Linked DNA regions of Homo sapiens: all the other regions are linked to region 2. A link is an interaction called in ENCODE POLR2A ChIA-PET data of the cell type or tissue named here. Cell type or tissue: Caco-2. All regions are shown on one strand. Links, peaks and the distances in the headings refer to the core of each region. The heading gives the core; the rest is flanking DNA.

The links. Peaks named below come from ENCODE experiments on the same cell type or tissue, not always from the same donor. Only the 100,000 strongest peaks of a DNase experiment are listed, where the experiment ranks them.
Region 1: POLR2A ChIA-PET joins it to region 2 with 12 read pairs; 3 of 35 experiments call an interaction of 5 or more read pairs at or near these places.
Region 3: POLR2A ChIA-PET joins it to region 2 with 13 read pairs; 3 of 35 experiments call an interaction of 5 or more read pairs at or near these places.
Region 4: POLR2A ChIA-PET joins it to region 2 with 13 read pairs; 3 of 35 experiments call an interaction of 5 or more read pairs at or near these places.

What each region holds. Positions count from the first base shown.
Region 1 is chr7:66,137,297-66,145,077 of GRCh38, forward strand. The region is part of intron 4 of CRCP (CGRP receptor component); the gene reads left to right. Among named protein-coding and RNA genes, the nearest start is that of CRCP, 26 kb to the left of the region's middle. In Caco-2, for the core only: no CTCF peak of the experiment used is centred there; DNase peaks (open chromatin) are centred at 3,855 and 5,133.
Region 2 is chr7:66,409,490-66,415,311 of GRCh38, forward strand. No RefSeq gene overlaps it. Among named protein-coding and RNA genes, the nearest start is that of LINC00174, 12 kb to the left of the region's middle. In Caco-2, for the core only: a CTCF peak has its summit at 4,490 (motif pointing left); a DNase peak (open chromatin) is centred at 4,102; H3K4me3 peaks cover 2,520 bases.
Region 3 is chr7:66,651,035-66,658,815 of GRCh38, forward strand. It overlaps LOC100996437 (a long non-coding RNA gene), which reads left to right and starts at 3,485. Exons shown (of 4, transcript NR_110037.1): 1 at 3,485-3,592. It also overlaps a transcript of RABGEF1 not described here. RefSeq lists enhancers at 2,766-3,371, 3,372-3,977, 3,978-4,583 and silencers at 3,514-3,583, 3,594-3,843. In Caco-2, for the core only: no CTCF peak of the experiment used is centred there; DNase peaks (open chromatin) are centred at 3,407, 3,807 and 4,197; H3K4me3 peaks cover 2,808 bases.
Region 4 is chr7:66,234,016-66,241,796 of GRCh38, forward strand. TPST1 (tyrosylprotein sulfotransferase 1) reads left to right here. Exons shown (of 6, transcript NM_003596.4): 2 at 6,310-7,255. The coding sequence starts at 6,411. Among named protein-coding and RNA genes, the nearest start is that of TPST1, 33 kb to the left of the region's middle. RefSeq lists a silencer at 1,133-1,333. In Caco-2, for the core only: no CTCF peak of the experiment used is centred there; a DNase peak (open chromatin) is centred at 4,316.

The sequences.
Region 1 (7,781 bases), core at 1,466-5,465, 270 kb before region 2:
TTGATCTTATGCCCTCCAGCCTTGATAAATCCACTTATTAGTTCTAGGAACTTTTTTAGTGTATTCTTTAGGATTTTCTGTGCAGAAAGTCGTGGTATTTGCAAACAGAGTTTTACTTCTTTCTCATCTGTATGGCTTTTCCTTCTTTTTCTTATTTCATTGCCCTGGCTGGGGCCTCCAGGATGATGTTGAGTAGGAGTGGTGAGAGCAGACATCCTCATCTTGTCCCTGATATTAAGGGAAAACAGTCAGTCCTTCACCATTAAGTATGATGCTAGTTTAGGTTTTCCATGAATGTCTTTTACCAGGTTTAGGAAGTTCAGATTGCTGAGATTGGATGTTGAATGTTGTCACTTGCTTTTTCTATATCTATAAAGCTAAAAAGATTTGTAGCCTTTTGGCTGTATCTTTTTGTTTATTTTTGTTTTTAGTAGTTACTGAAGGGATCCCTACTAGGTTACTAGTAGGGTTAATAATATGCATGCCTGACCATTTATAGTCCAGAGTTAATATTTTACCAGTTGGTGTATATAAGTCTCTTTACCTTCTTTTTGTGTTATGGTTGTATTTATAACATATAATCTACATACATTGAAACATATAATCTGCATACTATTAGTAGTGTTTTTACATTGACTTTCTGTATTCTTACATATTTTAAAGAACTTAAGAGAACAAAAATAGTCTTTTTGTCATCATTTCTTTTCCTCTCTATTCCTGAAGTGCCCTGCGTCCTTTTTATCATTTACTTCACCAGGAAGAACTGCCTTTGGCACTTTTCTGAGAACAGGTCTCTTGGCTACAAATTCTCTTATTTTCATTTAGCTGAGAATGTCATTATTTCCTTTCATTCCTGAAGGATAATTTCACTGGGTTGATTGATCTTTTCCTTCAGAACTTTTAAGATGTCATTTCAGTGACTTCTGGCTGTCACAGTTTTTGATTAGAAATCTGTGATCAGGCTGGATGCAGTGGCTCATGCCTATTATCTCAGCACTTTGGGAGGCTGAGGCGGGAAGATCACTTGAGGCCAGGAGTTTGAGACCAGCTTGGGCATCATTGTGAGACTCCATCTCTATATTTTGAAAAATAATTAATTAAAAAAAAATTTTAATCCGCTATCACTCTAACCCTAATGTGTCATTTTCCTCTGGCTGCTGTTAAGATTTTTTTTATCCCCCTCTACTCCTACTGCTTCACTTCACTAGCCTGGGCGCGGTGGCTCACGCCTGTAATCCCAGCACTTTGGGAGGCCGAGGCTGGCAGATCACGAGGTCAGGAGATCGAGACCATCCTGGCTAACACGGTGAAACCTCGTCTCTACTAAAAAAAAAAAAAAAAAAAAAAATCAGCTGGGCATGGTGGCGGGCGCCTGTAGTCCCAGCTACTCGGGAGGCTGAGATAGGAGAATGGCGTGAACCCGGGAGGCAGAGCTTGCAGTGAGCCAAGATGCGCCACTGCACTCCGGCCTGGGGGACAGAGCGAGACTCCGTCTCAAAAAAAAAAAAAAATTTAAATAAATTTCAAAAAAGATTTTCAAGTCTTTGGTCTTCAATAATTTGATAATGATATATTTCAGCTTTTTTTTCCCCAGTTTATTTTTGCTGAGCTTCTTGATTATGTAAATTTATGTTTCTTACTACATTTGTGAAGTTCTCAGCTATTTTTGAAATATTTTTTCTATCCCAATCTCTTTCTCCTCCTTTTCTTCAGCTCCCAGAAACACAACTGGTAAACCTCTGATACTGCTGTACAGGTCTTTGAGGCTCTGTTCCTTTTTAAAAAAATTTGTAGTTCAAATGGAATAATTTCTCTTTTTTTTCCTGTCTCTTTTTTTAGTAGAGATAAGGTTTCACTCTGTTGCCCAAGCTGAAGTGCGGTGGCACCCTCAGGCTCACTGCAGCCTCAGAGTCTAATGGGATAATTTCTGTTGATCTGTCTGTATATGCACAGATTGTTCTGGCATCTTCCGTTATCAAGCCTACCAGTGAATTTTTCATTTCAGGTATTTTTCAATTCTAAAGTTTCCATTTGGTTATTTGTTATAACTTCTATTCTTTCCTGAGAACTTGTATTATTCCATTCATTTCAGGAATGTTTACTTTTTCCCCCAGTTATTATAATAGTTAGAATCTTGATAATTTTAACATGTCATCATGGGCTTGGCATCTGTTGATTATCTTTTCCCTGGAGAATGAGTCGTATTTTCGTGGTCGAGGTAATTGTAGATTGTATCCTGGACATTTGAGTATTATATTGTTTAGACTCTGGGTCCTGTTAAAAGCTTCTGGTTTGTGTTTTAGGAGGCTGTCAATCCAATTAGGTTCAGACTTCAAGTCGGTCTTGCCTTCCGGGGCAAGGATTTCAGTGTCATTTGGTTTTGAAACCCACTCTGGGTCTTTGCATATGGGACTGGACTGGCGGTGGAACTTGCTCCCTTCTCACTTGGGGTCTTTGCTGTGCTGGGTCTGTTCCATGCTTGCTGTTTTGGTGCTGTTCTGCACATAAACAGCTCAGGTGAATCTAGAATTTGTGTTGATTGATACTCAAATTTGGAGGAGTCCCCTTCTCTAGCTCTCCTCTCTGGAACTTCCCTGCTCCTACCCTCTGGCCCACATGATACCCCCTTTTGGGTCCTGTAGCCACAAGTTCCGAGTTTCTCTCAAAGGTTTGCCCACCTGTTGTTACTAGAGCTGTCCTTGGAGCAGAGCAGGGAAAGTAGAAAAGGGAAAAGGGAAAAATGACTCTTGGGCACTCTGGACAGCAAGGGCTCCCTTCCAGGCTACGCCTGTTGCTGGTCCCCACCTGGGGGGCTGCCCTTGAGTTGTGAGCTCCTCCTGGGTCTCCAGCCTTTCTCAGTCTCCTGGCGAGAAAGATTGGATTTCTCCTGGAGTTGGAGCTGCTTGTGGGGCCACCGCAGCTGCACCAGGATTGAGGCCCTGAGAGAAAAGGGGAAAAAGCCCCAAGAAACTCACATCCATCCTCCACCCCAAATGGTTCTCAGGTTTTGTTTCCCTCCCAGACCACCTGCTTTTGTTTGCTTTTCAGAGTCGGGTATTTTTTTTGTTTTTTTGTCTGGAGATTTCTTCTTTTCTTTTCTTTTTTTTTTTTTGAGTTGGAGTCTTGCTCTTGTTACCCAGGCTGGATGGAGTGCAGTGGCACAGTCTCAGCTCACTGCAACTGCCGCCTCCTGGGTTCAAGTGATTCTCCTGTTTCGGCCTCCTGAGTAGCTGGGATTACAGGTGCATGCCATCACCGCTAATTTTTGTATTTTTAGTAGAGACGGGGTTTCTCCATGTTGGCCAGGCTGGTCTCGAACTCCTGACCTCAGGTGATTCGCCGCCTCAGCCTCCCAAAGTGCTGGGATTACAGGCATGAGTCACTGCGCCCGGCTGTGTCGAAATTTTTCACTGTAATCTGTGGAGAGAGAAAGGCTTTCGTGGGCTTCCTCCATCTTCTCCTGTAGCAGAAGTGCTAACAGTTGATTTTTAAGGCCTCTTTTCATCTCTTTGGGCTAATGTATTGCTTCCTAAGCCCAACATCTTTTCTACTGTAAGTATGGACAAATACTGTTCAAAAAACCTACAAATACATAGGCATTGTCTTGCAAGCTGATTCGTGATTGGCCATGATCTATATAAATTTAAAGCAGACTGTAGTATTCAAGGAGGATTGATCTTAGCTCCCTTTTTTCCACTAATGATCCTAAAATCGAAGATTTTTTAAAATCTTTTTAAAAGGCTTTCTAATCCTTTTAACCTCAACCCTTTGATTAATTGCTTGTTTCCATGACTCTGCCAAGAGTTAACGCTTCAGGCAGCGTTGTTGTCCAACAGCCAGAAGAGGGAGCGGCAGGCTTCTTCACTGTGGCTGGGCCTGGCTCCTCTGGGAACTTGCAGCTCTTGTTATATTTGTGAGCATAACACATTCAGTTATACTCTTGTAGTTATTTTTAAATGTACAATTAAATTATTGTTGACTGTAGTCACCCTGTTGGACTATCAAATACTAGATCTTATTCATTCTTTCTATTTTTTCATAGTCATTAACCACGTGCACTTCTCCCACCTCGCCCACCCTGCTGCCCGTCCCCGCCTCTGATCTGCTCTCTGGTCCTTCTCCTCTCTCTGTCTCCAGAAAGCATGGACTTCTTGGTTACAGCCTGTAGTGGTAGCTGAGATTTTGAGGCCTGGGTGAGGACGTCAGTAGGAGGGTCAGAGGATGAAAGTCAGCACCATGAGAGTGCCAGAGCCTCTCTGGAGAAGAGAAAATCCAGAAGGAGATGAAGAAGGGAGAGTCGGATCAGGAAAGAATTGAAAGAGAAGGTGTCATGGAAGCCCCGAGGGCAGGCAGTTTTAAGGAGGGAATGATCAGCAGTGTCAGATGGAGTAGGACCGAGGAGCAGCCGCTGGATTTGTCCGTGTGGAGGCACCAGGCCCTTGAAGCAAGAACACTTTTGGTGATCACTTGGGCAAGAGCTAGGGTGCAGGGAGTTGAGAAGCAAGGGAAGAAGGTAGAGACAATGAAAGTGGCTTGGTTCTGAAGCCAGCAGGGAATGTTTGTGCGCTGACCCCCTTAATTCCACCACCCCAGACTGGAGTGTGGAGTGCATGGGGGCCTGCTGTGACCACAGCAGTGCTCAGCTCCTTGGGTGTAGGACAGGGAACTTGCTTGGTGGTTTGACCTCGAGTTGGAGTTTTTCAGGGAGCGGTTGTGAATGTCTTTGCTGATCTTCTGGTCATCTCGTTACCTATCCTCTGTAGCTTTTAGTCTTTGCGATCCCTCTTCTCCCTCTTCACGTGGAGACCTCTCAGACGGGAACTGAGAAAACTAACCGGAATGAACTCATCTCCCTTCCAGTCCTTTCCGATTGGCTGCTGGTTCCCCTCACCGTGGTCTCAGTGGAACATGAGCCCCTTTGCTGGAGATTTGGGCAGCAGTTTCTGAGGGTCTTTACTTTTCCCTCCTGGAATTTCAGCCTCTCCATGTGTTTGTCTCCCCAGCCGGTGGCCATTCTCCACTCTCCTTCCAGACCCTCCCTCCTTCGGCTGGAGCTGCTTTTTTACTTCTGTGTTATCAAGAGGTTCGTTCCTCCACAATCATTCCTCAGTCCTCAGAGTCCAGTTGTCAGCACAGCTGTCATTCCACTGAACTGCACAGGCCACCAATGACCTCTTGGTTGGCAAATACAGTGACTTCTATATTGACACAGTCAACCTATTTTTCTCGCTCTGTCTCCCAGACTGGAGTGCAGTGGTGTGATCATAGCTCACTGAAGCCTCAGACTCCTGGGCTCAAGCAATCCTGCCTCAGCCTCCTGAGTGGCTAGGACTACAGGTGTATGCCACCATGCTTGGCTAATTGTTTTATTTTTATTTTTTGTAAAGACAGAGTCTCACTTTGTTGCCCAGGCTGTTTTTGAACTCCCAGCCTCAAGTGATCCTCCTACTTTAGCCTCCCAAAGTGTTGGGATTACAGATGTGAGCCACCGTGCCTGGCTTCTCCTGGCCCGTTAAATGGAGGCACTTTATGGTGTTCTGTCCTGGTCTTCACTCACTCCACAGTTGGTCTCTGGACCCATAATATCCACTCCATGGTTTCATGTAACTCCTTGCAAATAAATCTAGTGCTGGTTTTTTTCCTTTAGTTTTAGACCAAACTAGACACACTTTTTGACAGAAGCCTCTTCAGAGTTATAAAGGTACTACAAACTCAAATTTCATGTTAAATAATGTATTTTTTTTCTAAACAACCTAACCTTGACTCTATCTGTTCCCTCACTCCTCCTCCCTGATCCTACCCAATCTAGGCAGTTGTCAAGTCCTGTTGACTTTACCTGAGGGTGACGGGAAGTGTTTCACGTGTTTAGACGCTTACTGGCATGCCTGCTCCTGCTGGCCAACTTCATAACTCACTCTCACTCACCCAGGGGGTGTTACAATGCATTCCTCACTGTCTGCCTCCATTTTCTTGGGTCTTCCCAAATCGCTGCCAGCACCAGCCAGAGCATGCCCCTCTTCCTTGATTGCTCTCCTATATTGACCAAGTCACACCCAGCCTCTTGATAGTCAGGGCCCTTTCGATCTTGTCCCAAATGACTCTTTCACCCCATGTCCCACCCCTCTCTAGCTGTTTCCTAAAACTCCGGGAGCTTTCTTTCCTCTGGGCACGTCCTTGTGTTGTTCCTGCCCTGGCTGGCTGTCCCTCCCATCCCTTTTGTGTTGAAAAGCCATCAGGATCTAGTGCAAGGGTCATCTCTGTGGAGTCTCCCTCCTTGAGTCTAGAGTAAACATTTGGGGGATTACAAGCAGTAGAAATTGACTAGAACTGCCCTAATAATGACTGCCATTTATGGAGAAACTATCGTGAGACAGATGGCATTATGACACTTTCCATCCATTATCACATGTACACTAGAAGCAGATGGCCAAGAACAGGAGCTTCTCTGCCATTTACTAGCTTTGCAACTGTAGACAAGTTATTTACTCTCTCAGTGTCAGTGAAATCTGAGGATTTGATGTAGTTCCACATGGAAAGCAAGCAATAAATGGTAGTGGCGGCCTCTGGAAAGATTTTCATCCCTGTTAATCCTCTCATAAGATAGTTAAGTACTGTTATCATTCCTATTTCACAGATGAGGAAACTGAGGCTCAGGGAGAGTGGGTAAGTGTTCTGCTTCCCCCAACACATGGCTGCAGGAGTCGTGGCTTCTTCATGTTTTCACTCCAGAAGGTCTTTAATGCGATAAATACTTACTGAGCTGATTGGAAAGATGGATATGCAGCCCCAGGGTCAAATTGAGAGAGAAATGTAGAAGTTGTTGCCTGCACAGGGGTGGTCACTGCAGTCATTTGATCTCCTCTGAAGTTCTGTAGTCTTTCAGAGTCCACATGATTCAGCCACCCTTTCAGCAATGATCTGTTTCTTTCTTTGAGGCAGATGATCACTATATCTAACTGTCACTCAGATCTTTTGTTGTGAAAATTTACATGTATTTGTCTTCTTTCTCCAGCTGGGTTAAGTGCTTTCAGGGCAGAGGCACTGTACCTGTATTTCTGTGTATTAACTCCTGCCCCTTTTAGTCCCTGTTTTGTTTACTAAGATAATAAGTCAAATTTGGGAAATATTAAATCTTCATCTCAAAAAGGAATTTACCCATTTCTAAGAGATGACCACACAAGATGATTTTGTGTGTTTTAATTTTTTAGTTTTAGAGATAGGGTGTGGCTCTGTCGCCCAGGCTGGAGTGCAGGCTAAAGCGATCCTCCTGCCTCACCTCCTTGTCCTCTGCCTTCCGTAGCTGGGACTACAGGTAGCTGGGACTACAGGCGCAACCCATCATGCCCAGCTAATTTATTTTAATTTTTTTGTAAGGTTTTTTAATGTCGCCCAGGCTGATTGGGAATGCCTGGCCTCAAGGGATCCTCCCACCTGGCCTCCCAAAGTGCTGGGATTACAGGCATGAGCCACCACACCTGGCCTAAGGTGATTTTGTTAGTTGGTACTTTCTATAATTTGGATGAAGAAAGCATTATTTTCTTCACATTTTCCAGATAGGAATTACCGTCCTGGGCCGGGCACGGTGGCTCACGCCTATATCTTACCACTTTGGGAGGTCGAGGCAGGTGGATCCCCTGAGGTCGAGGGTTTGAGACCAGCCAGGCCAACATGATGAAACCCCATCTCTGCTAAAAAAATACCAAAAATTTACTGGGTGGGTGTGGTTGCGAGCATCTGTGATCCCAGTTACTTGGGAGGCTGAGGCAGAAGAATCACTTGAA
Region 2 (5,822 bases), core at 1,823-5,822:
CTGTGTTCTAAGCAGAAATGACCGAAGGCCATTCCACACACCAGTGGCCCTCGGCAGCCTTTGCATTCCATCAAGAGTCAGGGTAGCTGTTCAAAGACAGGTGGTGTCTATGATGCAACTAAGCAGCACTCAGTAAGTTCATGTCATCAGACACACAGTAGACAGGATTCCTGACAAGAGACAGGAAACATCAGCACCAGGTATTGAAATAATGGACAGGAATGCCCCAGGAATGCTGTGAGTGCTCCCCAGTCCTTACTTCCTTCTCCATGACAGATACACCTAAAACTGAAACATACTTTCTTGCTGAGCCTGTTCAGAATCGTTCAAGACAGCACTCCAGGAAACCTCTGTCAACAAATCTAAGTATTTGCCACACGTGTTAGCCAGATTTGAAGTACAGACAGTGGAATGACACTTATCCCAACGCCTCCCTTCCTCTCCCATCCTGACACATGAGAAAGCTGAATCCAAGAGAAATGAAGTCACCTGCTTGGTTTCGATAGCAAGTGTAGTAGTAAAAATAAACCAAAGCCCAGTTTCTGGGACCTTCCTTTTTTAGGTCCTAAACTTCTATAATTCATTCAGACATAACCCTTTACTGATACGTTATCAAATTAAAGACCAACAACAGGTGAAGGACTATGAGTCCCTTCATGTTCATATGAAAGGGCAAGACTCTTATCTCCAAAAAATAAAAAATAAAAAAATATTTCAATTTAAAAAAATAGTGTGATGGTCTTTGGCAATGTTTAAATAGAAAAGAAGAGTATCACTTTCAAATAAGCTGACACTTTCTGAACATGTAATAACCAGGGTCACAGAATCACAGAGGCCAGTGAGAAGACTAAAAAGTACCCCTGTGAGCCCCAGTGATACATACACCACCAGGAAAATTTCCTGTTCCTGTCGCTCCAACGAATCCACAGCAACATAATGTCGGCAAGTGACATGATCTGCCTCCCCTACCTCCAGGCAGCCACAGGGAAAGTGGAGAGCAAAGGGACCATTCCCTGTGTCACTGATAAATGAGGCTCAATGGGAAACACGAAGCATGAGGGGCACCCAAAGTTAGATGACAAGTTCAGTATCTCCCCTTTGTCTTCCTGCTTCAGGTATTATCTGCATCTTCTCTTTTCATGATAAGGAAAGAAGCAGCAATAGCAATAGCGTGTCTAAATGTGGGACTACCCATCGAGCATCATGGAACTTAATATAGAAGTTTATACAACCCTGAGAGCTTTCAGAACCTGGTGTCCTAACATGTACATCCAAGTTTTCTAAAGCTCTTGACCAGGCAGTAGACTATGAGCCCCCAGGAGTTCACGCAGGTTTTCTAGGATCTTCACACTGCTAACCACAGTCATGGCAACGCCTTCATTGCCTTTTTAAACAATTGTTTTCCCAATTGTCCCCTTAAAATTGGGCAGTTTAGGCTGGGCACGGTGGCTCACGCCTGTAATCCCAGCACTCTGGGAGGCCAAGGTGGGCAGATCACATGAGGTAAGGCGTTTCAGCCTGGCCAACATGGTAAAACCCTGTCTCTACTATGAAATACAAAAATTAGCTGAGCATGGTGGTGGATGCCTATAATCCCAGCTACTCAGGAGGCTGAGGTATGAGGTATAAGAATCCCTCGAACCCAGAAGGTGGAGGTTACAGTGAGCTGAGATAGTACCAGTGCACTACAGCCTGGGCAACAGGAGTGAAACTCCATTACACACACACAAAAAAGAAGCAGGCCCAAATATATATTTTTTTTGAGACGGAGTCTTGCTTTGTTGCCCAGGCTGGAGTGCAGTGGCGCGATCTCGGCTCACTGCAAGCTCCGCCTCCTGGGTTCACGCCATTTTCCTGCATCAGCCTCCGGAGAAGCTGGGACTACAGGCTGCCGCCACCACGCCCGGCTAATTTTTTGTATTTTTAGTAGAGACAGGGTTTCACCATGTTAGCCAGGATGGTCTCGATCTCCTGACCTCGTGATCTCCTGACCTCCCACCTCAGCCTCCCAAAGTGCTGGGATTACAGGCATGAGCCACGGCACCCAGCCAGGCCCAAATCTTAAAGTAAAACTTTTAGCATAGAAAATAAGAATTGGTGAGAACTCCATTCCCTGGTTACTTACCCCATAGGCTGAAGAGCTGCCTCTGCCTCTAAGGATCAGGGCATTCTGTTTTTGATGGCAGAATCTAAGTCAGAATGCAGCACAATCCCTGAAAAGTGAGAACATCAGGGTGAGTTATCCTGACCTTGAGACTGCTTCTCTCTTTCATTAAAACAAAACAAAACAAAATATATATATATACACGAACCAAGAAGCCGATCCCCTCTTGCCACCTCAGTTATTTGAACTCAGCTACTCAAGGTCTATTTTGTCGAGATCAAGGGCTCCCATGAGTGACTGTGAGGCAGATCTGATCACTCAGAGGGGGAAAGGTAACCTCATAAAACCTGAAGATGTGAAAGGAGAACATAGCTGCTGCTCAGAAACTCCACTAGCCCATCTTGAAAAGAAATTATCTACGAACAGAGTAATTCCCAGTTTCCAATTCTAGGCCTTATAGTTTTGCTGAGTGTCCCTAAACTTTTCTTTTCTTTTTTTGGAGACAGAGTCTTGCTCTATCCCCCAGGCTGGAGTGCAGTGGTGCAATCTCGGCTCACTGCAACCTCCGCCTACTGAGGTCAAGCAGTTCTGATGCCTCAAACTCCCAAGTAGTGGAGATTGCAGGTACATGCCACCATACCCGGCTGATTTTTGTATTTTTAGTAGAGATGGGGTTTCACCATGTTGGCCAGGCTGGTCTCGAACTCCTGAACTCAGGTGATCCGCCTGACTCAGAAACCCAAAGTGCTGGGATTACAGGCATGAGCCACCACGCCTGGCCTTCTGCTCTTTCTTATTTTGCCCACCTAATGTAAGAAAACTAAGGTAAAATACATTTTTTAAGCAAACTAAAAGGAAGCTCTCTAGGTGGTATGGCTACTATACTCAGGAGACTTTAACTTCCCTTGACCCAAAAATGGCTATCTGGAAGTCAGCATCCTCAGAGTACACTTCAGATGCAAACTAGAATACATCAGTGTAAACTAAGGAAGTCCACAGCCTTTGCTTGAGTAAAACTAGATGCAACAGGCCGGGCGCCGTGGCTCACGCCTGTAATCCCAGCACTTTGGGAGGCCGAGGCGGGCAGATCATGAGGTCAGAAAATCAAGACCATCCTGGCTACCACGGTGAAACCCCGACTCTACTAAAAATACAAAAAAATTATCTGGGCTTGGTGGCGGGCTCCTGTAGTCCGAGCTACTGGGGAGGCTGAAGCAGGAGAATGGCATGAACCCGGGAGGCGGAGCTTGCAATGAGCCGAGATCGCGCCACTGCACTCCAGCCTAGGCGAAAAAGCGAGACTCCGTCTCGGGGGGGAAAAAAATACACCAAGCGTGCACCACGCCTGGCTAATTTTTGAAACTTTTCTACAGACGGGGTTGCGTCACGTTGCCCAGGGCAGTCTCGAACTCCTTAGACCAAGCCATCCTCCCCCTCGGCCTCCCAAAGTGCTGGGATTATAGAGTCCAGCCAGCCTCATGTTTTCTTTAAGCAGTCCCTCCCTGTTGCACAGTTGGATAGTTTATTTTTTTATTTTTTTAGACATGGTTTACCTCAGTCTCGCAGGACGGAGTGCTGTGATGGGATCACAGCTCATGGCAGCCTTGAACCTTGGGGTTCAAGGAGCTGGGAAGTTGAGGTGAAACTACTGAGACTGGGTCGCGCCACGTTGCTGAGGCTGCTCTTTAACTCCTGGCCTGAAGGGATCCTTCCGCCTCGGCCGCATCCAGACATAGTTTTCTAGTTTTGACCCACAGAAACAGTGCTGGGTCGGAGTTTGTCAACTACCCATCTCCAGACAGCAACACAAAGGACCTGGCAGGGAGGTCGCGGTTACCAAGCTCCACTCTAAGGAGAAAACAGCCTAGCTCCAGGCACTGTACCGTCACTGTGACGTCGCGGAAGGCCCGGTGCTGTGACATCGCCGAAGACACGCGCCTTCGGCGAACGCCCGTCCCCGTGACGTCACCAGAGGTGCGCCCAATCGGAACTCGAGGCGGGGCTGCGGGGGAGGGGGGCCTGGGTCTTCCAGAAGCGCGCATGCGCAGGCGGGTGGCCACAGGCAGCTGTCAGCTTCTGCAGGCTCGGACCCGGCGGCAGGCAACAATAAGCTACAAGGGGAGCTTTACCACTGCCTGGATTACTACTACCTGCGCGTTGGGCGCAGCAAGGGCTTGACGCTACTGGAGCACGCGCTGCGCACCAACCTGCTGGCGCCCAGCGGGCACAAGCACAAGGTGGCGCAGAAGCTCCTCAATGGACAGCACAAGCCCGCTAGAGCCAGCTGCAGTCCTTGCCACGCACTCGCCTCACCTGAGGCTGTGTAGGTGCGGCCCCCAACACCTAACCCAGCCAGGTACCGGGGACCACAGCAGCGTCCCCTGCCGCCCAGCGCCGCTCATACTGGGCAGGGTTGGCCCCCTCTGAGGCTGCCCCGCATTAGGGAGCTGCACCCCCTAGCTTGACATCTGATGGCTGTTGCAGCAACATTAAAATCTTTGGAAATTTGTAGGGTGGTAGAAGGGGCTAGGAAACGAAGAAAACATCTTATTAAAAATAAAAGCGATCGGGCCAGGCGTGGTGGCTCACGTCTGTAATCCCAGCACTTTGGGAGGCCAAGGGAGGTGGATCACGAGGTCAGGAGTACAAGATCATCCTGACCAGGATGGTGAAACCCCGTCTCTACTAAAAATGCAACAATTAGCCGGGCGTGGTGGCGGGCACCGATAATCCCAGCTACTAGGGAGGCTGAGGCAGAGAATTGCTTGAACCCGGGAGACGGAGGTTGCAGTGAGTCGAGATCGCTCCACTGCACTCCAGCCTGGGCGACAGAGCGAGACTCCGTCTCAAAAAGAAAAAAAAAAGAATTGCTTGAGCCCGGGAGGTTAAGGTTACAGTAAGCCGACATTACGCCACTGCACACCAGCCTGGGTGACAGGACAGAGTGAGATCATGTCTTTAAAAAAATATATATGCAAGTGACAGCTTTTCTTCCAGTGCTAATGCTCAAACTGAGTAAAGTAATTGGGCCGGCCCCGTGGCTCAGGGGCCCTTAATTCCAGCACTTTGGGAGGCTGAGGTGGGCGGATCGCTTGAGCTGAGGAGTTCCAGACTAGCTTGGGCAACATGGTGAAACCCTGTCTCTACAAAAATACAAAAAATTAGCTGGGCATGGTGGCGCGGGCTTGTAGTCCGCACTACTTGCGGGGCTGAGGCAGGAGGATCGCTTGAGCCCAGGAGGTGGAGGCTGCAGTGAGCGGTGATCTGGCCACCGCACTCCAGCCTGGGCGACAGAGTGAGACACTGTGTCAAAAAAGAAAAAGAAAGTAACTGATCTATGTTTTTGTCTGATTTCCTACAGGATACCAAAGGACCTGTTCAAAGTATTTTCTGTAACTCCAACTGTAACTTGGTTCTAGAAGGAGAGAATCCATGTTTGGTCAACAGAACTTTTCACCCTGACTTCAGTTTACTGCTTCGATATCTTTTCCTAATTGATTGTTAATTAAGTTCTGCCTAGCAAGTATAAAAACCTCTGCCTCCTGGGTTCAATCAATTCTCCAACCTCAGCCTCCGCAGTAGCTGGAATTACAGGTGCCCACTACCACGCCCGGCTAATTTTGTGTGTGTGTGTGCGTGTGTGTTTTTTTTTTTTTTTTTTTTTTTTTGAGATGGAGTCGCGCTCTGTCGCCCAGGCTGGAGTGCAGTGGCGTGATCT
Region 3 (7,781 bases), core at 1,625-5,624, 240 kb after region 2:
ATCCAGTTACAGAAAAGAAGCCAAAACAACTTGCGGAAAATAAGTCTACAGAAAAGATAAATAATAGTACTCTAATGAATGAACAGACTTGTGACATCTCTTCCCTGGGGACAGAACAGGAGGATACAGGTTTATATCCCAGCAATAGGGATTCTACATTACAAGGAAAGTTTCTAACTGGGAGATATGAGATGAGCTACACAAGAAGAAGCCAAAACATTTGCACTCGTGCTGCCTTTTTATTTTTTTGAGATGGGAGTTTCACTCTTGTCACCCAGGCTGGAGTGCAATGGCGCAATCTCAGCTCACCGCAACCTCTGCCTCCCGTGTTCAAGCGATTCTCCTCTCTCAGCCTCCTGAATAGCTGGGATTACAGGTGTGCACTACCATGCCCAGCTAATTTTTGTATTTTTAGTAGAGATGGGGTTTCACCATTTGGCCAGAGCTGGTCTCGAACTCCTGACCTCAGGTGATCCATCCACCTCGGCCTCCCAAAGTGCTGGGATTACAGGCATGAGCCACCCGCCCTGGTGCTGGATTTTTGCTTAGTCCTATCATTTTCTGAGTCCCGAGAGTTTTCATATTTGGATGAGTGACCAGTCTCAAAGTCATTTAAGTCCTGCCTAACCTCCAGGACTGTCTGGCATCTTCCTTCTCTTCTTCCTTCCCAGGTGGCTTCACCCTCACAGTCCCTTATGGTGTCAACTTGGTGCCATCTTACCAGGTTCTCCCTAGGCTCCCAAACCCTCGCTCCTGCCTGCTTATTCTATATCACCATGTTATTTATTTTTTAAGTAACTATGATTATGTTATAGGCTTAATTGTGATCCCCACCAAATTTATATGTTGAAGTCCTAACTCCAATACCTCAGAATGTGACTGTATTTAGGAATAGGGTCTCTAAAGAGGTGAGTTAAGATGATGCCATTAGGGTGGGCCCTAGTCCAATTCGACTGGTGACTTTATAAAAAGAGGAAATTTGGACACACACACAGACACCAAGAATGCATGTTCACAGAGAAAAGGCCATGTGAGGACACAGTGAAAAGGTGACCATTTATAAGCCAAGGAGAGAGGCCTCAGGAGAAACCAAACCTGCCAATTCTGTGATCTGATTTTGGATTTCTTTTGGTTTTTCATGCCTGAGTTTTGTATTTTTTGTAGAGACGGGGTTTTGCCATGTTGGCCAGGCCAGTCTGGAACTCCTGACCTCAGGTGATCCATCTGCCTTGGCCTTCCAAGGTGCTGAGATTACGGGTGTGAGCCACTGCGCCCAGCCCTTAACTTGGATTTCTAGACTCCATAACCAAGAGAAATAAATTTCTGTTGTTTAAGCACCACCCCCCCACCCAAAAAAAAAGAGAAGAAGAATATAGGCCATGAGCGGTGGCATGTGCCTGCAGTCCAAGCTACTCAGGCAGTTGAGGTGGTAGGATCACCTGAGCCCAGGAGAGATTGGTAGAATGATTTAATGAAAAGGTGGATGACAGAGCCTTGGGAAATGTAAAAAAAATAAGTAAAATAAAATACAACATGATCCATCCATATACTGTCTATAAGAGACTCACTTTAGATACAAAGAAACAAAGAGATTGAAAACAAAAGAATGAAAAAATAAATTCCATGCAAAAAGTAACCAAATGAGGCTGGGCTTGGTGGCTCATGCCTGGGATGCTGAGACAGGTGGATCACCTGAGGTCAGGAGTTTGAGACCAGCCTGACAACATGGAGGAACCCCGTCTGTACTAAAAATACAAAATTGGCGGGGCGCAGTGGCTCACGCCTGTAATCCCACCACTTTGGGAGGCCGAGGCGGGCGGATCACAAGGTCAGGAGATCGAGACCATCCTGGCTAACACGGTGAAACCCCGTCTCTACTAAAAATACAAAAATTAGCCAGGCGTGGTGGCGGGCACCTGTAATCCTAACACTTTGGGACGCCAAGGGGGGCGGATCAGTTGAGGTCAGAATTCGAAACCAGCCTGGCCATCACGGTGAAACCCTGTCTCGATTAAAAATACAAGAAAATTAGCTGGGCGTGGTGGTGGGCGCCTGCAATTCCAGCTACTTGGGAGGCTGAGGTGGGAGAATCCCTTCAACCTAGGAGGCAATGATCCGAGATCGCACCACTGCACTCTAGTATGGGCCACAAAGCGAGACTCCCCCACCAAAAAAAGACAAAAATTAGGCAACCTGTCCAAAAACACAGCAGCGATAATTAGCAAAGCTGGGATTCCAACCCAGGCCTATCTCACAGCCACAGCATAGTATTTTCTTTTTTTTCTTGCTGTGACTGCACCTTACGCCATAGATGGCATCCAGGACGCAGAGCAGTCAGTATTTAGGTACTGTTTTTCACATTCCTTACATGGGAATCACGTCAACAGGATTCAATTTGTGACTCAACCATTAATACTTTGTGACACTGGCTAATTTATTGCACTTCTGGGTCTCGGTTATGCTTTTTGTGGGGGGAGGGGAGGGCAGGGTCTCGCTCTGCTCTGTCACCGGAGCTGGAGTTTAGTGGAGGGATCTCTGCAGCCTCAACTTCCTGGGCTATCAAGCGATCCTTCCACCGCAGCCTCCCCAGTAGCTGGGACCACAGGTGCGCGCCATCATGCCTGGGTGATTTGTAAAATTTGTTTGTTTATTTTAAACAGAGTCTCGCTCTGTCGCCCAGGCTGGAGTGCAGTGGTGCGATCTGGGCTCACTGCAAGCTCCGCGTCCCAGGTTCACGCCATTCTCCTGCTTCAGCCTCCCGAGTAGCTGGGACTACCGGCGCCCGCCACCACGCCCAGCTAATTTTTTGTATTTTTTAGAAAAGACGGGGTCCCTGTGTTAGCCAGGATGGTCTCGATTTCCTGACCTCGTGATCCGCCCGCCTCGGCCTTCCAGAGTGCTGAGATTACAGGCGTGAGCCACCGCGCCCAGCAAGTAAAATTTCTTTTGTAGAGACAGTGATCTTGCTTTGTGGCCCAGGCTGGTCTCGAACTCCTGGCCTCAAGGAATCCTCCTGCGTGGGTCTTCTAAAGATTCAGCTGCTTTTGGATCAACCGATCGCCTTAAGACCCTTTAACTCGAACAACTGTCACATCCTCGGATCCGCGAAGGGCTGAAACTCAAAGAGTTTTTGAAGCGTCCCTCGGCGCAGTGGCTCCGCTCCACCTCCCATTCGCGCTACCACCGCGGTCGCAGCGCCAGGATCGCCAGGGGGCCAGCGTCGCTCTCCCGCTGCTGCGCGCCGGAAGCCGGAAGCAGGGACTGAGCCACAGACTAGGAAAGGCAGGCTTCTCCGGGGCTCCCCAGTGCCCTAGCTTTAGCCTGGAGGCCGCCCTCTTCTATTTGCTCTTAGACGTCACGGGGGCACCCCAGTCCCCTCGACCCTTTGGATCCGGCTCACATTTCCTCCGGTGAAGAGCCAAAGGCCCCGGAAGTGACGTTTGCACGGCTTGCGTATCGTGCGTGCGCAGGCCGCGCCGGGGGCGGGGCTAGCAGGAGGGTGTGTGTGGGGCGGGAGCGGACAACGGAGACCAGACCTACTGCAGCCACGCGGGCGAGCGGCTGTGTGGATGTCGGCGAAGCCGCGGGCGAGGTACGGAACGGACGGACTGGTGTAAGAGCGTCGCGGCTCTCAGCTACGGGAGCGGGGCGGCCGGGCGTCTCGGGCCGTGGGCGGCGGGGCGGTCGGTCCGTGCCCTCCGCGCGGCTGGGGCAGTTGCGCGTCGGTGCCTCCCGCTGTCCTTCGTCCCACATTCCAGCCCCGTCAGCTCCGCCTTCCCAGTTCCAGGCCGCCCTCGGCTCCCTTAATCCTCACAGTGCGCGGCTTCTCCGTCTAACGTGCTCGTTGCCGGCATCTCCAGCGCCCGGACAAGCCCTTGAAGGCCTGACGCGGAGCATTTCCCGGCCGCCTCCCTCTTCGGCGGCTCCCCTCGTCCCGGCTCTCACTTCCCCGTCCAGGACGCTGGCTCCGAAGCAACATTTGTGGTCGCGCGGGGCCCCTCCCATGACCTCTCTGGAACGCGCCTAGCTGGGACGCTCGGACCCAGACCACAGCTCTTGGCCGCGACAGGGGCGCCGGGACTTGATCCCCCGTCGCCCTGGGGGGACAGAAGCGTCCCGGAGTTGGGAGGGGATTTGAAGCCTGTGGTCCTGACTTCCACCCCGTGGCTGAGGGCGAGGCTGCAGGGCTGGGGTTAGGAGCAGAAGTCCCTACTTCCGAACCGTCTGGGAGGAGAGCCGAGAGATGTCCATCACGGCAGTTTAGGGAGAGAGAGGGAGGGACTCTGCCGCTTTGGAGGCTAGGTCATAGGCAGCTGGCGGTGTCTCAGCGCGGGTGACCAGTCCTTGCGGTTGGGAAATGTGTCGTGGGCGCCCGTGGACTCGTTTTGCCTTTGAGATTAAATAGGAAATTTTCCCAGGACGAGTTTACCGGAGCACCTTGGGAGTTGGTTTTTGGCTTGGAGAGCTACTTTCCCCCCCTAAACCTAGAACTGCTTTGTTTTTCTTTATTATATTTTTTGAGATGGGATCTCACAATGTTACCCATGCAGGTGTCAAACTCCTGGCCTTAAGCGATCCTCCCGCCTCGGCCTCCCAGAGTGCTGGGATTATAGGCGTCAGCTATCGCGCAGCTTTAACTGCTGTTAAAGAGTCCGTTCCTTAAAATTGTTGTACCAAGAAACTTGCCAGAGATGCAAGAAAATGTGATTATATTGTTAATATTTAATGATAAATAACATTTTGCTTTTAAGAGTTACTGATTCATATCTGCAGGATTAAGAAATGTTCAGGATTTGAATTTTTAATGACCTTCCAAGCAGTCATGTTTCTACTCTCTAGAAGTTAGCCAGTTGAGGAGAAGGGACAGTCAAGATACTTTCAAAACAGTGTGGTAAGGAGTGTGAGCTAAGATGGAGCACCGAGGAGGGAGTCGGGCATTTAGGCCGTGCTGTCGGGCGTGGAGCCTGGAAGGGATCGGGGAATACTTTCTGCATGTGTCTTGAAGAATGAGTAACATTCAGACTAACAGGGTGGAATGAGGGGAATCAAAGGAGAGGAGGCCAGTAACTACAAGGAGGTGCTTATTTATTTATTTATTGAGAGAGAGGGTCTCACTTTGTCACCCAGGCTGGAGTACAGTGACACGATCACGAGTCACTGAAGTCTCAACTGCCTGTGCTCAAGGGATCCTCCCACCTCAGCCTCCCAAGTTGCTGAGACTGCAGATGCGTGCCACCACACCCAGCTGATTTTTAAATATTTTGTAAAGATGGAGTCTTGGTGTGTTGCCCAGGCTGGTCTCAAACTCCTGGACTCAAGCAATCCTCCCGCCTCAAGTCTCCCAATGTGCTGAAATTACAGGCATCAGCTACTGAGCCTGGAGGGTCGTTATTAAAGTGAAAAAGTGCAGGACAGAGATCTAGAAGCTTAGGCTTTAATCTGATGGTGACAGAACCAGGGAAGGGTTTTTAGCTGGGTCCCTGTGTGGTTAAAATGGGTCTCTCTGGCTGGGCGTGGTGGCTCATGCCTGTAATCCCAGCACTTTGGGAGGCCGAGGCGGTCGGATCATGTGGTCAGGAGTTTGAGACCAGCCTGAGCAACATGGTGAAACCGTGTCTCTACTAAAAACAGAAAAATTAGCCGGCTGTGATGGCACCTGCTTGTAATCCCAGTTACTCAGGAGGCTGAGGCAGGAGAATTGCTTGAACCCGAGAGACAGAGGTTGTGGGGAGTCAAGATCACGCCATTGCACTCCAGCCTGGGCAACAAGAGTGAAACTGCATCTCAAAAAAAAAAAAAAAAAAAAAGTAACCAAATGAGACCAGGAGTGGCCACATGTTAGGCACAATAGGTTTTAAGCCAAGAATGGTTATGAGAGACAAGGGAATTCTATACTGATAAAAAGTTTAATCCAACAAGAAAATATAATAATTTAAAACATATGTGCCTAACAACAGAGCATCAAAACATATGAAGTAAAAAAGGATAGAATTAAAGGGAGAAATAGAGTTTCAGGATGATCATTGGAGACCTCACTACCTCAATGTTAATAATACAGAGACCAGATCAATAGGAAAGAGAGCACTTGAACAACATGATAATCCAATTAGATCTAATGGTCATATGCAGACACCAACCCAACAACAGCAAAATACACATTCTTTTCAAGAGCGTGTGGGATATTGTCCAGAGTATACAGTGTATTAGGCTGCAAAACAAATATTAATGTTTTAAAAGTTTGAAAGTATGCAAAATACTAAGTATTTTCTAATCACGATGGAATGAAACTAGAAATCAGTAACAAGGAAAACTTGAAAACTCACAAATATATGGAAAATAAACACACTCTTGATCACTGGTTGGAGATGAAATCATACAGGAAATTAGAAAACACTTTGAGATGAATGAAAATGAAAACACAACATACCAGAACTTATGGGATGAAGTTAAAGCAGCGTTCAGAGGGAAATGTTTAGCTGTAAGCATCTACCTTTAAAAATAAGAAAGCCAGCAGTGGTGGCTCATGCCAACATCCCAGTATTTTGGGAGGCTGAAGCGGGAGGATCCCCTGAGGTCAGGAGTTCAAGACCAGTCTAACCAACATGGCAAAAGCCCATCGCTACTAAAAATACAAAAATTAGCCAGGCATGGTGATGCAGGCCTGTAATCCCAGCTACTTGGGAGGCTGGGGCAGGAGAATCGCTTGAACCTGGGAGAGGGAGGTTGCAGTGAGCCGAGATAGCACCACTGCATTCCAGCCTGGGTGACAGAGTGAGACTCTATCTCAAAAAAAATCAATAAAAATAAAAAATAAAAGTAAGAAAGATCTCAAATTAGTCACCTCACTATACCCTCTAAAGGATCTAGAAAAAGAAGAGCTAACCCCAACCTAGCAGAATACCAGAAACAAAGATTAGAGTGGAAATAAATAAAGGAAATTAAGAGAATAGATAAAATTAAAAGTTTTTTTTACAGTTCAGCAAAATTGACAAATTTTTAGCTAGATTGACTAAGAAACACAAGAAGACTCAAATATCCAAAATCAGAAATGAAAATGAGGCCGTTACTGTGACTTTACAACAATTAAGGTTATCGTAAGAGAATACTATAAACATATGTACACCAGCAAATTGAATAACCAAATGAAATGGCAAATCTCTAGAAACACAAACCTACCAAGACTGAATCACAAAGAAATAAAAAATATGGGTAAACCAACCAGGTGCAGTGGCTCGTGCCTGTAATCCCAGCACTTTGGGAGGCCAAGGTAGGCGGATCACCTGAGATCAGGAGTTCAAGACCAGCCTGGCCAACATGGTGAAACCCCTTCTCTACTAAAAATACAAAAATGAGCTGGGTGTGGTGGCAGGCGCCTGTAATCACAGCAACTCAGGAGGCTGAGGCAGGAGAATCACTTGAACTGGGAGGCGGAAGTTGCAGTGAGCTGAGATCGCACCATTGTGCTCCAGCCTGGGGGACAAGAGTGAGACTTCGTCTCCAAAAAAAAAAAAAAAAAAGAAAAAGAAAATATGGGTAAACGTATAACTAGTAAGAAGATTAAATTACCAATAAAATCTTCCCAACACAGAAATACCCTTGACTGGATGGCTCCACCAGTGAATTCTACCAGACATTTAAAGGAAAAATTAGTGCCAATCCTTTGCAAACTCTTTCAAAAACTTGAAGAGGAGGAAATACTTTCTTTTTTTTGTTTGTTTTGAGACAGAGTCTCGCTCTGTCGCCCACGCTAGAGTGCAGTGGCGCGATCTTGGCTCACTGCA
Region 4 (7,781 bases), core at 2,204-6,203, 180 kb before region 2:
CACGGCTAATTTTTGTATTTTTAGTACAGACAGGGTTTCACCATTTTGGCCAGGCTGGTCTCAAACTCTTGACCTCAGGTGATCCACCCGCCTTGACCTCCCAAAGTGCTGGGATCACAAACGTGAGCCACCATGCCTGGCCTACTTCCTGCTTCTTGAATGCGTTAAAACGCCTTCCCGTTACATGGCTTTTGCATATCTACGTACTTTTTCTTGGAATGCTCTTCCCTTCACTAATTCCTACTCATTCTTCAGGTCTTAGCCTAAATGCCATTTTAAAAGAAAGACTGTTCTTTTTATTTTTAAAATATTGCTTTATCTTTTCCTAGTTAGAAAAGCAACATACAAGTTCTTTAAAGCAAGCTTGAAAAATAAAAGCATGGCTACACACACACACACACACACACACACACACAGACACACACACACACACGGAAACCATAGGACAAGCATTTAATGTTTCAGTGCCATCAAATGTCAGCTTGTTATTGGTCGTTTGGGTTTTTCATTTTTTCTGTTTGGAAGCCTGCAGAATTTTTCGTGCTTGGAATTGCCAAGATGTGTCCAGATTGGGTCTGTTACCATTTGTTTTGCTCTATGGATGTATAGATCCTTACATCTATAGTGTCTGTTTACATTCAGGGAAGTTTTGTTTGTTTGTTTGTTTGTTTGTTTTTTGGAGACGGAGTCTCGTTCTGTCTCCCAGGTCGGAGTGCGGTGGCAGGATCTCAGCTCACTGCAAGCTCCACCTCCCGGGTTCATGCCATTCTCCTGCCTCAGCCTCCCCAGTAGCTGGGACTACAGGTGCCCGCCAACACGCCTGGCTAATTTTTTGTATTTTTAGTAGAGATGGGGTTTCACCGTAGCAAGGATGGTCTCGATCTCCTGACCTCATGATCTGCCCACCTTGGCCTCCCAAAGTGCTAGGATTACAGGTGTGAGCCTCCGCGCCCAGCCGGAAGCTTTCTTTTTTTGAATCTGTAATATGGTTTTACTTTCTTTAACCAAAATGTTATTGTATAATAGGATCGACTCTTCTCTGTTTTCTACATTATTCTCTTTTCTTGCCATTGTTTCCTTTTCTTTCTACCTGGCTCCTTTTGAATTGAACATTAGGATATCATCTTAAGTGTGTCTTTTAACATAATGGATGCAATGTTCTGCATAGATTTTTTTTTTTTTTTTTTTGAGACAGAGTCTTGCTCTGTCGCCCAGACTGGAGTACAATGGCGCGAACTCGGCTCGCTGCAAGCTCCGCCTCCCGGGTTCACGTCACGCCATTCTCCTGCATAGACATTTTAATGCTATATTGCCACCAATTATCTTAATACTTTTTTCTTTGCAGTTTTTTCTTATTAAGCTGATATTTTAATCTCAACCTAGTCTTTGTGATTCTTTGTTGAAGCTTTATATAGTGCCTGGCACAAAACTATGTGCTCAAACATATATTGAATGAATGATTAAAAGAGTATACACATGAATAAATAAGAACCAGTTCTTAGTTGGTGTATTCTACTGAGACTGTCAAAGTACTTCTCTAGTAATGAATTCCTTTTTTAAAAAAAAGCTGTATTGAAGTGTAATTTATATATATAGTATGTGAACTTCCAAAATCTGAGACAGGTATCAGTTAGTTTAGAAAGTTTATTTTGCCAAGGTTGGGGAACACGCCTGTGAAGCAGCCTCAGGAAGTCCTGATGACGTGTGCCCAAGGTAGTTGAGATACAGCTTGGTTTTATACATTTTAGGGAGACATGAGACATCAATCAATATATGTAAGAAGTACATTGGTTCCGTTTGGAAAGGTGGGACAGCTCGAAGCAAAGGCAGGAAGACTTGAAGCGGGGAAGGGGCTTCCAGGTCACTGATAGGTGAGAGACGCACAGTTGCATTCTTTTGAGTTTCTGATTAGCCTTTCCAAAGGAGGCAATCATATATGCATCTATCTGTCTGACTGAGACTGATACCTGTCTCAGACTTTGGAGGTTCACATACTATATATATAAATTACACTTCAATACAGCTTTTTTTTAAAAAAAGGAATTCATTACTAGAAAAATACTTTGACAGACAGTGAGCAGAGGGATGACTTTGAATAGAATGGGAGGCAGGTTTGCCATAAGCAGTTCCCAGCTTGACTTTTCCCTTTAGCTTAGTGATTTGGGGGCCCCAAGATTTATTTTCCTTTCACAAGTATGAGGGTGTAATTCAATAATTTTTTAGTAGATTTTATAGGGTTGTACAACTATGACAACAGTTCAGTTTTAGAACAGTTCAGTCACCGCAAAAAGTTCCTTCATGTAAGCTTGCACTTAAATCCCTGCTTTTTCACTCTGTCTCTATAAATTTGCCTTGTCATTTAAATGTGTGCTTATGTTGCTCTCATATATATATGTATATACACACACACACTTTTAGGATTGTTTATATCTAAACAACTTTAATGAAGTATATATAGTGTAAGGTATATGTACTTTATTTAAGTATATATACTTAATGTATATATACTGCCTTTGCTTTGAGCTGTCCCACCTTTCCAAACGGAACCAATGTACTTCTTACATATATTGATTGATGTCTCATGTCTCCCTAAAATGTATAAAACCAAGCTGTATCTCAACCACCTTGGGCACAGGTCATCAGGACTTCCTGAGGCTGTTTCACAGGCGTGTTCCCCAACCTTGGCAAAATAGACTTTCTAAATTAACTGATACCTGTCTTAGGTTTTGGAAGTTCACATACTATATATAAATTACACTTCAATAAAGCTTTTTTAAAAACAAGTGTGCACACACTTTATAATTGTTTTCATTTTTAAGCATGGCTTTCTAGGAGTTGCCTTCCTGTCTGCATAGCTTAGTGATCAGTGGTCACCCAGTGCTTGGACAGTGGTTGCCTCAGACATCTTGAGCCAGTAAGGCATTTGTCCTCTGCCAGTAGATCTCTGTGGGTAGGGAGCACATACAAAGTTTAGGCTTTTTCAGATCTGCTGTCTTTTACTTTCCACCCAGTCCTTTCATGTCTCCTCTGTGCCTGCATGCCACTTCTGGGTTGGCCAACAAATGTGCCCCACCCAGACTGCAACCTCCACCTTCTAGAGCTGTTCACCCTCTCACTCGCCTCCCACCTGCTCCATCACTTACTCTGACAGTGCAGGTGGTCATGTGCGTTCTTCCCCACTCCAAACTCAGTGAACTGTCAGTCCTAATGGTTTGCCTTGCCCTGCTCTGCCTTGCAGAACCTCTGTACCTACTGAATGAGTAGATGAGGTGGGAGTAACCTTACACAGACCCTCATTGTTCTTACCCACCTTTTAGCAGTTTTTCAAGCATAAATGCTTCTCAGGTTGTTGTATTCTTCTGGTGGATTTCCAGAGCACTGAAAGGGTTGTTTTGCCCATTTCACCCAGCTTTATCATTGGTTTTTGGGGAGAGGAATTAACTACCTTCTCACTAGGCTGTAGCTGGAAGTCTTCCCTCTCAGAATGTATTTTTTAGTGTAGTTAGTCATTTCCCCAGGTATATTTACTGTATCCTTAGGGTTCTCCAGAAAAACAAAACCAAACCCCTGTGTTAGGGTTTTACAGAAAAACAACCAGTAGTCAGGGTAAGGCAAACCATTAGGACTGGCTGCTTTGCTAGTGGGTTGGAAGGGATCTCACTGAATTTAGAGTGGTGGGTAACGCGCATGCCCACTCTGTATATGGGGAGGGGTCGGGGGTAGGGAGAGAAAGAGACTGATTTTAAGGAATTCACTTATGCGATTGTGGGGCTTTCAAGTCTGAAATTCACAGGGCAGTTGGGCAGAGATGAGTTGATGTTGCAGTCTTGTTCCCGGACCAAACTGAGGGTCGGGTTGCTGTTTCTTGTGGCCCAATAACGAGATGCAGATGAACTGGGGAGGAAGAGAGTTTTTATTTCTGTAACTGTTACAGGGAGGCCTGGAAATTATCACCAGACCGACTTAAAATTACAAAGTTTTTCTGAGCTTATGTACCTTCTAACCTATATGTCTGCATGTAAGTGTGCATTCATCTGAAGATGTAAGTGATTAACTTCTTTTAATCTGTAACTAAAGTCTGAGTCCTGAAGCCCTTCTTCTGGAGCCTCAGTAAGTTTACTTCATCTAAGTGGGTCTAGGTTCTGGGGTGATTACCCTTATCTTATCTCCTGCTAAATCACGGAGATTTGGAGAGTTCCTTCAGACCTCCAATAAACTTGTTTGTGGAGGCCTGGGGAGTTTCTTCAGACCCCTAATAAAACTTGTTTAATCCTAAATGGGTCCTGTTAAGAATTCCTTCGTTATTTTGTCATGCTTTAAGGCCCAGGAAAGGCCTGGGCAAAACTCTTGGTGCGCTTTTGTTACATTCCAGCCTTTGTATAACAGCACTGGCTTTTTTTTTTTTTTTTTTAGCTTTTAATATTTAACTTAACCACTCAGTCAGTACTGAAACAGTTGTTATGGAGGCCTGCGTTAGTGAGACCTGGCCTGCCACAGTCTTAACTCCAGATTCTGCTCGGTAGCAGGCTGGACACACAGGCAGGGTTTCTATGTTGTAGTTCTTTTCCAGGAAACCTCAGTCTTTGCTCTTAAAGCCTTTACCTGTTAGATGAGGCCTTCCTGTATTATGGAGGGTAATCCACTTTACTAGAAATCTGTTGATTTAAGTGTTAATCACATCTAAAATATACCTTCACAGACATATCTAGATTGGTGTTTGATCAAACAACTGGACACCAAAGTCTAGCCAAGTTGACACATAAAATTAACTGTCACACTTGCCTTCTGAGGATTCAGGGTAAATTATTTTGGTGTACATGTAGTCTGGTTGCTGTCTGTTTCCCACTGTATACCCTTGCTCTAGCTAAACTAGCAGCTCCAGCTGTTTCATATACATGCTTCTGCTTTTGCACATCCATGTCTTTGGTCATAGTGTACCTGCAGCATGGAGTGCTTCCTGTGTCCAGATCTTACCTGTCCTTCTGAGGATTAGATCACAGATACTTATACATACAATTTTGTTTGCAGCCTATACACTAGCTTTCCTAAACTTCTTCCTGTCACCTAATTATGCTGTGTTCTGTCTTGCCATTGTGCTTTTGCACACAAGTTCCTTTGGTTTAGAATATCCCTCCCTCTGTCTTTTCTTTCTTAAAGAGACAGGGTCTCAGTGTGGGCTGGTCTCGAACTCCTGAGCTCAAATGATCCTCCCATCTCGGTCTCCCAAAGAGCTGTGATTACAGGCGTAAGCTGCTGCACCTGGTCCTTCCTTCCTACTTTCTGTAAAACTTTTACAGCTTCCTCAGGTCAATTACATGCTCCTTTTCATTATGCTCCCATTGTCCCTTTGCGTATTTCCACGGAGGCACTCATCACATTTTATTGTTATTGTTTACATATCTGTCTGTCAAAAGGCTTTGTTTTCCAACAGCAGAAGTTACTATACTGTTTTCCTTTTCAAAGTTGGTCCTCAGTCGAGCCTATCTGGTCTGTAGTACCTAAATAAATTGTGGGATAATAAACTGAATCTCTGTTAAAGATTTGGAAGTTGTTTCATATTTCTTCTATAATTTCTCATTGTTAGAATGTGGAGATAATGACTGCTTGGAGGTAAAGCAAGTCTGAATAGCAGAGATCAGCCTTGGGTTGGACTCCAGACATTCTTGGGCTTATTAAATATTTGGTTGACTCACTGATAGAAATAGTTTTATTTATTTTCCATTCTTTACCAGGTACATAGCTTCAAAATTACTTCATTAACAAAAGCTGTTTCTGATTATAAACATTGATTTATTTTTACTCAAATTTGTATATACTGTATATACTGAGTAAAACAAATTTTACTCATTTGTTTTTGTTTTGTTTTGTTTTGTTTTGTTTTTTTGAGACAGAGTCTTGCTTTGTTGCCTAGGCTGGAGTGCAGTGGCATGATCTCAGCTCACTGCAAGCTCTGCCTCCTGGATTCATGCCATTCTCCTGCCTCAGCCTCCCGAGTAGCTGGGACTACAGGCACCCGCCACCATGCCCAGCTAATTTTTTTTGTATTTTTTTTTAGTAGAGATGGGGTTTCACCGTGTTGGCCGGGATGGTCTCCATCTCCTGACCTCGTGATCCGCCCGCCTCGGCCTCCCAAAGTGCTGGGATTACAGGTGTGAGCCACCGCGCCCGGTCTCAATTTTGTTTTAAGAATATCAAAGAATCCAAGACTGTTTCAGCTTCTTTCTACCTAAAATGCAGTGGTGATAACTGGTGACTGATTTGTAAGCAATCTCAATGTAATGATAAATAACCTTTTCCTTTCTCTACTAGATGTTGGTTATCTTTCTGAAGTAGACTGTCCATGGCCTGAACATTTTCCGAAAATCATTTTGAGCAAAATATCTGTTTAATAACAAGATAACCACATCAAGATGGTTGGAAAGCTGAAGCAGAACTTACTATTGGCATGTCTGGTGATTAGTTCTGTGACTGTGTTTTACCTGGGCCAGCATGCCATGGAATGCCATCACCGGATAGAGGAACGTAGCCAGCCAGTCAAATTGGAGAGCACAAGGACCACTGTGAGAACTGGCCTGGACCTCAAAGCCAACAAAACCTTTGCCTATCACAAAGATATGCCTTTAATATTTATTGGAGGTGTGCCTCGGAGTGGAACCACACTCATGAGGGCCATGCTGGACGCACATCCTGACATTCGCTGTGGAGAGGAAACCAGGGTCATTCCCCGAATCCTGGCCCTGAAGCAGATGTGGTCACGGTCAAGTAAAGAGAAGATCCGCCTGGATGAGGCTGGTGTTACTGATGAAGTGCTGGATTCTGCCATGCAAGCCTTCTTACTAGAAATTATCGTTAAGCATGGGGAGCCAGCCCCTTATTTATGTAATAAAGATCCTTTTGCCCTGAAATCTTTAACTTACCTTTCTAGGTTATTCCCCAATGCCAAATTTCTCCTGATGGTCCGAGATGGCCGGGCATCAGTACATTCAATGATTTCTCGAAAAGTTACTATAGCTGGATTTGATCTGAACAGCTATAGGGACTGTTTGACAAAGTGGAATCGTGCTATAGAGACCATGTATAACCAGTGTATGGAGGTTGGTTATAAAAAGTGCATGTTGGTTCACTATGAACAACTTGTCTTACATCCTGAACGGTGGATGAGAACACTCTTAAAGTTCCTCCAGATTCCATGGAACCACTCAGTATTGCACCATGAAGAGATGATTGGGAAAGCTGGGGGAGTGTCTCTGTCAAAGTGAGTAGAAGATACGTTTTTTATTTTGACTCTATATTTAGCTAATAATGATCTATACATATGTATGTATGTGTTTTATGTATATATGTGTGTATGTTCCTGTGTGTATATATAGAAACTGAAGACCTTTTCTGGAACAGATACAGCTTCATTGATGAGGTTTCTTTTTTTATTAATTCTCTACTAGTTTATTACAGATGTTCACTTATTTATACTTCATTTTTTCATTTATATATCGTGGCCCTCTTTATTTGTTTGATGGATACAAACCCACCTTACAGGCGGTGAAAAGCCTTCTTCAGGGTCTCAGACCTTAATGCCAATCATTCAGTTTTAGTGGCTTCTGATTTCTAATTTCTAGATATTGTTGTTAATGAGGATAGTTGGCTTTTGTGTGGATTAAGGTTAAAATCAGGAAGTGCATATATCATGTTAATGAGCACATAGTGAATTATAAGCATTTTGAAATTTTTAGTGGTAGAGAAAAATAAAAGCTTCGTCTAACCTAATCTCTTCATTTTATGGA